3 separate regions of the Homo sapiens genome follow, and all the other regions are linked to region 1. Evidence: chromatin contacts called from ENCODE Hi-C or POLR2A ChIA-PET data. All regions are on one chromosome and are shown on one strand. The core of a region is the stretch at or near the end of the contact, and the rest is flanking DNA. Distances in the headings are between cores, read along the strand shown. Region 1 overlaps PLLP (plasmolipin). Region 2 holds the start of COQ9 (coenzyme Q9). Region 3 overlaps CCL17 (C-C motif chemokine ligand 17).

The links. Hi-C counts contacts between places; a loop is a spot of excess contacts on that map. ChIA-PET counts read pairs that join two places held with the same protein, here RNA polymerase II (POLR2A). Pooled maps may share reads with other maps.
Region 2: a pooled map shows a loop between it and region 1 (4-fold over the local background). The contact joins the promoter of COQ9 here to the enhancer-like site in region 1. A Hi-C loop is called at or near these places in 4 of 50 pooled maps. POLR2A ChIA-PET finds 5 or more read pairs at or near these places in 5 of 52 experiments (MCF 10A, Panc1, WTC11 and 2 more).
Region 3: a loop to region 1 is called in a pooled map, with 3 times the contacts of the local background. The contact joins two enhancer-like sites. A Hi-C loop is called at or near these places in 1 of 168 maps with a recorded cell type or tissue (mammary epithelial cell) and 5 of 50 pooled maps. POLR2A ChIA-PET finds 5 or more read pairs at or near these places in 5 of 52 experiments (activated B cell, activated CD4-positive, alpha-beta T cell, activated T-cell and 2 more).

Annotation. Positions count from the first base shown.
Region 1 is chr16:57,264,109-57,267,781 of GRCh38, reverse strand. All of the region lies in intron 1 of PLLP (plasmolipin), which reads left to right. Among named protein-coding and RNA genes, the nearest start is that of PLLP, 19 kb to the left of the region's middle. RefSeq lists an enhancer at 3,628-3,673. Within about 2 kb of position 1,546, at least 18 of the 41 ENCODE cell types and tissues checked have a DNase peak (open chromatin) inside an H3K27ac peak, as active enhancers do.
Region 2 is chr16:57,445,829-57,449,501 of GRCh38, reverse strand. COQ9 (coenzyme Q9) reads right to left here and starts at 2,023. Exons shown (of 9, transcript NM_020312.4): 1 at 1,924-2,023. The coding sequence starts at 1,996. CIAPIN1 (cytokine induced apoptosis inhibitor 1) reads left to right here and starts at 2,117. Exons shown (of 9, transcript NM_020313.4): 1 at 2,117-2,160. RefSeq lists an enhancer at 1,911-2,205.
Region 3 is chr16:57,415,455-57,419,127 of GRCh38, reverse strand. CCL17 (C-C motif chemokine ligand 17) reads right to left here. Exons shown (of 4, transcript NM_002987.3): 4 at 3,065-3,363. The coding sequence ends at 3,267. Among named protein-coding and RNA genes, the nearest start is that of CCL17, 13 kb to the right of the region's middle. RefSeq lists enhancers at 949-1,463, 1,980-2,495, 2,496-3,011. Within about 2 kb of position 1,912, at least 17 of the 41 ENCODE cell types and tissues checked have a DNase peak (open chromatin) inside an H3K27ac peak, as active enhancers do.

The DNA.
Region 1 (3,673 bases), core at 297-2,796:
TGCCTCTCCCAAGTAGCTGGGATTACAGGCACATGCCACCATGCCTGGCTAATTTTTTGTATTTTTAGTAGAGGCAGGGTTTCACCACGTTGGCCAGGCTGGTCTTGAACTCCTGACCTTAGGTGATCCACCTGCCTCAGCCTCCCAAAGTGCTGGGATTACAGGTATGATCCACCATGCCAGGCCTTGTTTTGTTTTGTTTTGTTTTGTTTCTGAGACAGAGTCCCACTCTGTCCCCCAGGCTGGAGTGCAGTGGTGCAATCTCAGTTCACTGCAACCTCTGCCTCCTGAGTTCAAAGTGATTCTTCTGCCTCAGCTTCCTGAGTAGCTGGGACTACAGACACCCACCACCATGCCCGGCTAATTTTTGTATTTTTACTGGAGATGGGTTTCTCCATATTGGCCAAGCTGGTCTTAAACTCCTGTCCTTAACTGATCATGCACCTCAGGCTCCCAAAGTGCTGGGAATACAGGTATGAGCCACTGCGCCTGGCCAGAGCCTGTTTTCAAATAAGGCCACATTCCCAGGTACTAGGGGTTAGAACTTGAACATATTTTGGGGAACACATTGCAAACCACAATAAGAGATGAGGAAAAACTTCCCTCAGAGTCAGTGAAGGGCATGCACCCTGCAGGAACCTGGCCTGTCTGGCTGTCAGTGTTGGCAGCTTCTGGGGAAACTGTAATAACAGGGTTTCACTGCAGCAAGGAGTGCCTCTTGGTTGGGCATTTGTGACGAATCTTCTCTCTGATGCCACAGGTGGTTTTAACAAAAACATCTCTTCGTTACCCAATTGTTTGGAAATTCTTTGAAGATGCAAAGGTCGTTTTTGACACTGTAGTCTTCATATGTAAAAAAAAGTTCCTAATCCAAATTATTCAGGTTTTCAGAAAAGCAAAAAAAAAAAAAAAAAAAAAGGCCCTGTGCCCTTGAGATTTCCAGACAGTTCCCTTTGTTTATCTGCAGGACCTGTCTGGGGAGGCATGGCAGGGACCTCAGAGAGCTGGGAAGGAGGGGAGGATGTGGTTTGCCTGTGTGTGTAGGAGAGAGACAGTTAGATATTCATGTAGACACCTCCAGAGAAACACGGGGACAGACGAACATGTAAGCAAGAGAGACCTGCAGGGCCCAGGGGTGAAGGCATAGAGTTCTGTTCTCAGATACCCACGTGGCACCCTCCCTGCCCCTCCCTCACCTCCCTGGGTCTTTGCTTATCATCACCTTGCCAGTGAGATCTTTCTTGGCCCCTTCTCCATAGACATTTGTTAAATATATTAACCCAGAGAGATGCCCACAGCGAGGCCTGTGTTGGGTGCCCTGTTCCGAGCAGGGTCTCTCTTGGGGGACTGGGCTGGGGGCTCAGGAACCAGGAGAAACCAGTCTGTCTGGTTCAAATGCAGGAACGAACCTTCCTTGTTCTAGGGCAGAAACCGAGGCAGCTCCGCAGGCACAGAGCCAGGCAGCACAGCCAGAAAGAACGCCAGAAATTCCCAGTCCTTATCCACCGGCTTCATCTGGACGCTGTGTTCGCTGATCTGGAAACCAGGGGTGGGGCTGGAGCACAGCACAGGGCGGGGCAGGGATGGCGGCGGGCAGTGGGGGGAGCCTGGGTGCCCAGCCCAGACTGGCTCCTAGAGCCAGCTGAAGTGTCCTCATTTTTTACACTTCACTAAATAACTCATAGTAGCGCAGGTTCCAAGGAAGCACGGATCTGGGTTCCTGTCCTTCCCTATCCTTTTAAAATTTTTATTTATTTTTTGAGACAGGGTCTCTGTCACCTAGGCTGGAGTGCAGTGGCGCCATCATGACTCACTGCAGCCTTGACTTCCCAGGCTCCATTGATCCTCCACCTCAGCTTCCCAAGTATCTGCGACCACAGGCACATGCTACTATGCCCAGCTAAATGTTATATTTTTGGTAGAGATGGGGTTTTCCATATTGTCCAGGCTGGTTTCGAACTCCTGAGCTCAAGTGATCCACCTGCCTCAGCCTCCCAAAGTGCTGGGATTACAGGTGTGAGCCACTGCACCCGGCCTCCTGCCCTGTCCTTTACCCACAGTGACCTCAGGCACATTGCCTCCTGAGATTCCCTTTGGAAGATGGGAATAACAGATAGAACATTTGAGGAGGGTCTGGTGATGGAGGAATCAATGAGATGTGTCTGGCACAGAGCGAGAAGGCATTGAGTGGTTATTGTGACCTAGGCTGTGAGTCATGGGACAGGTGATTGATAGGCATATGATAGTGGAAACCTGAATTGGTCTTTTCTTGATTTTTGGTTCATTGCATTTTCTGACTTTCCTTTAGTTAGTTGGAAGCTGGCAACACAGTGGCAGCGGAGGCCCATGAGGAATTGGCTTTAAATGAAAAAATAATTGTTTATCTTGGACGCACCCAGTTCTCACCTGGAGAAGGGACGGAGGCGTGCTGCCCGAAGTGTTTGTTCTCCTTCAGAACACTGGCCTCCCCCCAGCTCTGGGGGTTCGTGGCCTCTCCAGGTGTGTCTGTTTCTGGCAGGGTGTTGTTCTGAGACATCCTGCCCTGGGTCCACACTCGTAAGGGCTCTGCCCCCAGCTTGGTGTGTGACAGCGGGCAAGGCCCTGTGGCTCCGCCCTGGCTTCCTCACCTGCCTACCCTCACCTGGCCTGCTTGCGGCGGTGAGAGTGCTGACGGGCAGCAGAGGCTGGCAGGGTGCTGTGTGTTGGGGGGTGGATCCCTGGAGCTTCACCCCAGTGTGGGGAGGAGCAGGTGCTGAGCCCTGGAGAGCGGGACACCTTCCCTGGGCCTCCCACTTTGGGCTGAGCCCCTTACTTGGGTTGGGGGGAGGCAAGGCCAGGGGCAGTTCACAGATGGACACCTGCTTCTTATTAATTTATTTTGTTAATTTAATTTTAACTTTACTTAATTTTAATTTTATTTATTTTCGTTTATTTTGAGACAGGGTCTTGCTGTTGCTCAGGCTGGAGTACAGTGGCACAGTCATGGCTCACTGTAGCCTCAACCTCCCAGGTTCAAGCGATCCTCCCCACTCAGCCTCCCAAGTAGCTGGGACCACAGGTGCACCATCACCACACTCGGCTAATTTTTAAAGTATTTGGCAGAGATGGGCTCCCTGTATATTGCCCAGGATGGGGTCTTGAACGCCTGGGCTCAGGCAATCCTCCCACCTTGGCCTCCCCAAATGCTAGGATTACAGGCATAAGCCACCACGCCCAGCCCCACTGCTTCCTCTTTTAATACACGGTGCCTGTGCAGGGCAGGGTTCTGGTCTCTGTCATGGTTGAAGAAATAGGATTGTTAGTTCCTAAGCACATTGTGTATTTAGCGTATATTATGTGTCGGGCACTGTTGGGCACTGAAGATACAGCAGTGAACAAAACCCAGAATCTTCCTCGGAGAGCAGGGAAGGTACTCGGTCAGCATCACACAGCCACACAGCTTTTGACTTCCAAGCTCGAGGCCCCACCTGCCACTTCCCCACTGGGCCATACCCTTCCCAAGCCAGATCCCTGGGGGATGGGGAGTAGGCCGAGGAAGGAGGGTTGTGAGGGCTGAGGGCTCCCTGGGCCAGCTCAGCTACAGGCCCCCGAGTCTTGTCCCTGGCTTCTGTAGGGATCCACACAGGAGCTTCCCTTCTGGTCCTCGACGAGGTTGCTTTTGGATGGGGTGCCT
Region 2 (3,673 bases), core at 774-3,273, 180 kb before region 1:
CCACTTAGTATATTTTTGAGATTGATCCATATTTTTATGCCTATCAGTATATCTGGCAAAGATTCTCTCCTTGATCAGGCTCTAACCAGGCTCCTCTGAGCCCTCTTCTTATCTAGGCCTCAACCTTGGCCTATAAAGACTTGAACACACACTAACATAAGCATCACTCAGGGCCACATCCCTTAAGATAACCCTACCCCCCTTTAAAGTGCCTGCCTGAGAAAACTCAAGGCTGTCAAAAAAAATTTTACTGTTTGTTCAGGCTAACACTTAAGAAGGATAGGGCTTGTCTCCCTGTGGGAAAACAGAATCCTAACTTTGTTAACTGCCAGCTAGCAGACCAATCTTATTTATAATTATTCACTATCCTGACTCTACTGAGTCCCCACCTGCCTTCCTCCCTCCTCCCTCATTTTTTCTTTGAAACACCCAGTGACTTCTGCATGCTCTAAACTCAAGGTTGGGCTCCGTTCATGCTAGACTCTTTTCCCTATTGCAATAGTTATTACTGATTAAAAATGGTCCTTATCACTTTAGTGTCCAGCTTTCTCTTTGACTGATTTTTAGTTTTTATTGCAGAATAGTATTCCATAAAAAAAATACTATTCTGTTGCTAGACAACTGGACTGTTTCTGTGTTTGGCTACTATGAATAAAATTGCTATGAATATACTTGTACTAACTTTTTTGTAGACACATACCTTCATTTCTCTTGGTGGATTTGCGGGGTCATAGACATTACTTTTACTACACATCTTTAGTTTGGAATTTTGTATAAATACAACAAAAGGGGGCTAGGCGGTGGCTCATACCTGTAATCCCAACACTTTGGGAGGCTGAGGCAGGCAGATAACTTGAGGTCAGGAGTTTTGGACTAGCCTGGCCAACATGGTGAAACCCCGTCTACTAAAAATAAAAAATTAGCTGGGCATGGTGGCACAACCCCAGCTACTAGGAAGGCTGAGGCAGGAGAATCACTTGAACCCAGGAGGTAGAGGCTGCAGTGAGCCGAGATTGTACCACTGCACTCCAGCCTGGGTGACAGAGTGAGACTCTGTCTCAACAACAAAATTAAGCCAAGTAGGGTGGCACGCACTTGTAGTCCCAGCTCCTTGGGAGGCTGAGGAGCCAGACCCTGTCTCAGAAAAAAAAAAAAAAGAAAAAAAAGAAACAGAATAGTATGTGCCAAAATATCAATATTTTAATACATGTACTGAAAGATACGGCACAAATATCCGCAAAACTTTGAAAAGGAAGGAGCAGATGCAAAGTATGACTGTAGTACCACTGAGGGTCATGAGAAGATTTTAGGTGAAATACAGGTGAACGTTTCATCAGTTATGTATGTATGCTAAAGTGTTAATGCATACGTTCTAATTAAGGAAGGCGATATTAGTTTTCCATTTATGACAATGATATAAAGTTTCCTCTTTAAGAACTCCTATTTAAAAATAAAAATACTGAGTACATAGTGGCAAAGGTGGTAAGAGAGTATCACAGAATTCGTGAAGTGGTGAGGAAACGGCTGGCTTTCGGGAAACAATGGACTAGGCTCTCTGTGGCCGTGTCCACCTGTCCTTCCAGTGGACTTGGCAATGGACTTGAGAATGGGTCTGCGACTGCCAGTTCTGTAACCAACAGGCTCAGGCTGCGTGACTTTCGTACCCCGAGCCCTCTCTGAGGCTCTGCCAACTCCATGAAATGGGGGTGACAGGCCCTGCCCCGCTGCATCTGCCCCTCACAGACAGCGGAGCAGGGCCGAAGCTAGCCAGGCGGCTCGCCCGAGCCCGCGCCGATGCCCTTCACCTCACCTTGCTCGTGGGCCGCCCCAACGGCCTCTTCCCCCCACCGTCGAACCCAGCTGAAGCCGGCCTCGCGCCCCCTCCGCGCTCCCCGCCTCTCCCCGGCTTGGCAGCCCCCTCACCGGGCAGGCATCGCAGCTGCAGGAGCCTCCAGCCCGCCCGGCCAAGCGCACCAGATACCGCCGCCGCCGCCATTTTGGAAGCGGGCACGTCGCCCACGGCGACGCGACCGGTAGCTACGGGACCACGGCCCTAAGGAGGGCGGAAGTCGTCGCTCCGTGGAGCCTCCTCCTCTCGCGAGAGGCGCAAGGCGTGGAGTCGACGGCTGGAGAGAAGCCGGGAGCGAGCCCAGGCGGCAGGTGAGAGTGGTGGGGGCCAGCTGAGCGCCAGAGCTCCCTCAACTGTCCCCTCCCGGCCCACCCTCGTTCCCACATCCTCTCATTTTCTCTTCCCACCCCGTTCCTCGATGGGAACGCAGCCACGGCCGCCCCGCTGAAAGCCCCGGCTGGTTTATTCCTGAGAAGTCGGTGTGAGGGGCCAGGGCCGGCCCTAACCTCCCTGGGGTCCTGACTGGGAATTTCTGCCGTTCCCCGGCTGCCTCGTCCCTTGCGCAGCCGGCCCTACTCTGAGGCCCCGGGGACACCACGCTGAGGAGAAACGGCTCCGAGCTTGGGATCGGGGAGACCTGGTTCTGAGACCCGGTCCTACCAGTAGCCAATCGTTGTGACCTTGGGCCTCAGTCCCCGTGACGTTTTGGTCCCTGGGGGTTCCTGGCAGCAAAGCACGAAAGCCTTGGAGTCGGGGGGTACCTGAGCTCACGATTGTAATTTCGAACCTGCAACTTGTCCGAACCCCCAGCGTGTTGAGTTGATATAATTAAGTATCCAGATCGGAAGGATGCTTGTTACTAGAACAGACAGCTAGGCCTTTGTCCAGAAGGATTGATTGAGTGGGTCTGGGTGTGGTCCAGGAATCTCATTTTAACCACTCCCTCGGGTGATTTGTAGGATCTGCAAGTTCGGGAAAGGCTGGTGCCCTTCATTCTGACATTACTGAGTGCCAAGCTCTGGATGGCTCAAGGAGGTCACGGTCTAGCCACTAACAGAGCACTTCACGGGGGTGTCATCAGAGAAGGCTTAGTAGGAAGAAGTAAACGGTTTTTGGGCTAAGAGTAACTGACGACAAGAGCATGTGATTCTGTCGATTTTGTGTTTGCAGTCAGACCCCATCATTGTGTCTGTTAAAGTTGTGCTTTGCACACCCCTTGTCAAATCTAGTCTTTTCAGAATATCCGGCTCCCCCCTGCACGGGTGCGGGGAAGACCTCCTAAGCCAAAACTTACCCCAAAGGTTAAAATTTTAGATCCATATTTCTGGTTTTAGGTAAAACACTCCTCTCCATAAGGATTTGTTTCTGAGTTCTATCCATCCATCTTTGAATGAGCCTTTCCTGTGGAAACTAACATTTGGGTATCCTTTCTGAAACCCTAATTCCTGACACACGCCAAATGCCTGGAGACGTTCCTGTTTCATTGTTGATTCTCACTTTTTAAAAAAAATTCTGGGCCAGGCTCATGCCTGTAATCCCAGCACTTTGGGAGGCTGCGGCGTGTGGATCACTTGAGCTCAGGAGTTCGAGACCAGCCTGGGCAACATGGCGAAACCGCATCTCTACAAAGAATACAAAAATTAGCTGGGTGTGGTGGTGGGTGCCTGTAATCCCAGCTATTTGGGAGGCTGAGGCGGGAGAATCGCTTGAACCCCGGAGTCGGAGGTTGCAGTGAGCCAAGATTGTGCCATTGCACTCCAGCCTGGGCAACAGAGCAAGACTCTGCCAAAAAAAAAAAAAAAAAAAAAAAAAAAAAAACCTCTA
Region 3 (3,673 bases), core at 663-3,162, 150 kb before region 1:
TGGGGACAGCGATGGGGCCGGAGTCTGGCTGGTGGGGTCAGGGCCCCTGGCGCATCAGCCTCAGAACTTCCTCCTAAGAGCAGAGTGCCCTCTGGTGGGCCACTGGAAAACAACCCAATTCTAATTTCCACGTTTGGAGATGCAATATGCTTCAAGCCGGGTTATTAGGGCTCCCCAGGAAATTTCTCTTTCCCCACTAGTGCCCCTTGTGGAATTCACCTGAGCAGCACTGATGAAAATGTATAAATCAAATATACACTGTGCACAAAGCTTTTTTCCCTCCTCATAAATGAGTCTGGTACTGTTTCCTGACCCAAATACCTGCTCAGTGAGTTTATTGGGTAAATCACCCAAGCAGCTCCAATTACAAGGGGTAGAGTGTGGTCAGGATTAGACTAAGGTGAGCGTTGGGTGCAGGTGGAGGACACACAGCTGAGGTTGAGTAGGCTGGCTGTGGCAGAGGCAGCACTGAGTTGAGCGTTGAAGAGAAACTGGATTTCAGAATAGTGGCTCACGCCTGTAATCCCAGCACTTTGGGAGGCCGAGGTGGGCGGATCACTTGAGCTCGGGAGTTCGAGACCAGCCTGGCCAACATGGTAAAACCCCATCTCTTCTAAAAATACAAAAATCAGCCAGGTGTGGTGGTGCACACCTATAATCCCAGCTACTCAGGAAGCTGAGGCATGAGAATCGCTTGAACCCGGGAGACAGAGGTTGCAGTGAGCCAGATCGCACCACTGCACTCCAGCCTGGGTCACAGAGCCAGACTCCATCTGAAAAAAAAAAAAAAAAAAAAAAAAAAAAAAAGCAGGGGTGGGGTGGGGGAGGAGGGGAGGCACCTACCAGGTGAAAGAAACAACATAAGTCTGGCGCTTCTCCTCACTTTTCACCCCGAACCTGCCCATTCCTCTTTTTCCCTCCCAGCAGTCTTTCCAATCACAGCAGTCTCCAGGTCACACCTCCTTAAAATGCCCTAAGGTCACATGGCAGTTGTCCTATCTCTTGCATCTCACCATCCCCCAGCTTGCACCGGATGCTGCTCGTGAATACTTGGATTCTGAATCCTGCGTTTTGTTGCCAGTCCTGGATCCACCTCTTCCCTGCCTTTATGCAATGCCCCACCCTATCTCACTTTCAGGGACCCTCTGGCAACTCCCCACCTCCTCACAGGCCTCCACGGCAGCTCTACTTACCTAAGCTTACAATATGGGCTTCTGAGTAGGATTTCAGTAGGGAAAAAACAAAAAAGGTCTTGCTTTTTTAAACGAAGTTTGCTGGAGGCCAGGCGCGGTGGCTCATGCCTGTAATCTCAGCACTTTGGGAGGCCAAGGCGAGTGGATCACATAAGGCCAAGAGTTCAAGACCAGCCTGACCGACATGGTGAAACCCCGTCTCTACTAAAAATACAAAAAAATTAGCCGGGTGTGGTGGCGGGCGCCTGTAATCCCAGCTACTTAGGAGGCTGAAGCAGGAGAATCGCTTGAACCTGGGAGGCGGAGGTTGCAGTGAGCTGAGATGGAGCCATTGCACTCTGAGAGTCCTTCCAGCTCTCGCCTGCAGGGTGCAGGGGTCCAGACCCCGGCTGTCTCTGGCCTTTGCTGTCTTAGGAGCTTCTCCTTGCCTCCCTCCCTTTTTAGATCATCCTTCCTCCTCCCGGTGGATTCAGAGGACAATTTTCCATGAAGAACTCAGACTGGGCCATCCCCAGGACTCTGGGTCTTAGGCAGTTGTTCAAGTGATCCTCCTCGGCATCAGGACAGGAGATGAGCCCACTTGCGGCTGAAGAGACCCTAGAGTCACAGGCAAGCCAGTTCACTGGTTTTATCAACCTCGTTATCGCTGTGCCCGTACTGGAAAGTAAACTTGGGTTCTATCATCTGCCCTGCAATGAGCTGACTGGCCACAAGGGAGCAGCAGGAGGCAACAGCCGGGCCTGGAAATTGCCCTTCTAACCGCAGCCCCACCAAACAATGCCCGCCACAAGGTCCTCGGAAGAGAAGGACCCGCGCCCCTGCCGCCAAACTGTGTTCAGAGAGAAGCCACGGCCCCATCGCTGGTTGGGAGAGTGAGAGAGAACTAGAAGGCTTAGGCCCCGACTCCTCTGTGCTCAGCCCTTAGCTGGGCATGGGCAGAGGGGTCTGGGGGTGGGGTGTCCTGAGCCTCTAGTCCCCATCTTTTTTAGCACAGGGGTGTGGGGTCCCCGGAGTGGCTCACGGAGCTCTCAACCTAATGGAGGAGCTGGGACTGCCACACACGCGCACGCACACACACACACACACACACACACACACACACACAATGAGAGAACCACGCGGAGCAGGGGTCGGCTTCAGGGCAGTCCCTAAGAGCTGGGGGAGCGAGTCGGTGGGCGGTTGTGCTGGGCCGGCTTCCGGCAGGCTGGGCGCAGCCAGGGCCGGGTGGGGATCACACTTCAGTCAGGAGGAACCACAGGGCCGCGTGGCGCCCGCCTGCCTGAGCCTGGAGTGGGCTAGGAAGTCAGCCGCAGGCAGAGGGCCCAGGACCCACAGAGCCCCCTCGCCCTGGAGCTGGGGTCTGGAGTTTGAGCGGGGAGAGGGAGCCAGGGCCAGGAGGAGCCGGGCCAGCTGGACTGCAGTGAGTGCAGGGGAAGGCAAGGACAGGGCTACAAGCTTCCCCCACCCTTGGCCAGGGGGCTCCCCAGCACTGGGCAGAGCTGTGGCCTGCGGCAGGGTCCTGGCCAGTCTGTGAAATTGACTCCAGCACCTCGGGGAAGTTTGTCCTCAGCTCCACGTGGGGCAAGAACAGGAGCTGGGCTGGGGGGAAACCGGGAGACCTTGGGGTGGGTAGGGAGAGAATCCAGCGGCCGCCTCCCAGGACCCCGCCAACCCCGCCCCTGCCCGGGCCTCTCACCAGGGCCTCCCCTCACTGGTGCGTGGTCTGCGGAAGCCACGTGCCCTTCTCAGCCTCAGTTTCCCTTTCCGACCTGCACAGGGCAGGACCAGAGGTTCTCTGAGAACCCTCCCAGAGTGACAGGCCGGAGTGGAAGCGCATCTTGCGCTGTGGGGACAGACACGCTGACACAGACTGAGGATAAAGACTTTAATCTGGGCCCTTTGTGCCCATGGCTCCAGTTCAGACAAGGGGATGGGATCTCCCTCACTGTGGCTCTTCTTCGTCCCTGGAAGGCCTCCCCTGGACCCAGGCGCTCAGGGTGGGGGCGGTGAACACCAACGGTGGAGGTCCCAGGTAGTCCCGGGAGACAGTCAGGAGTCTGGGGTGAGGAGGCTTCAAGACCTCTCAAGGCTTTGCAGGTATTTAACTGCATTCTTCACTCTCTTGTTGTTGGGGTCCGAACAGATGGCCCTGCCCTGCACAGTTACAAAACTACACAGAAGGAGGACGTTACCAGGAGTGGCAGGGGGGGAAGGGCCCCCAGAGTCCCTGGGACGGCCCGCCCTGTGCTGACCAGGATTCCAAGGCTCCAAGAGGGGCAGGAAGTTGCTGCTGTCACACAGGGCATTGGTGGCAGATCTGGGACTTCAGGCTCTGTCCCGAGTAATCTCGACCCTCCCAGGGAGCCAGGGCTGCAGGAACTTGTGCCCACCCCTCAGCCTGCCCATGCCCCCAGACAGTCTAGAGCCTGGGACGTGGAGACTGCGGGCAGGGCTCAGGCCCAGGCTGGGGGAGGTGACCA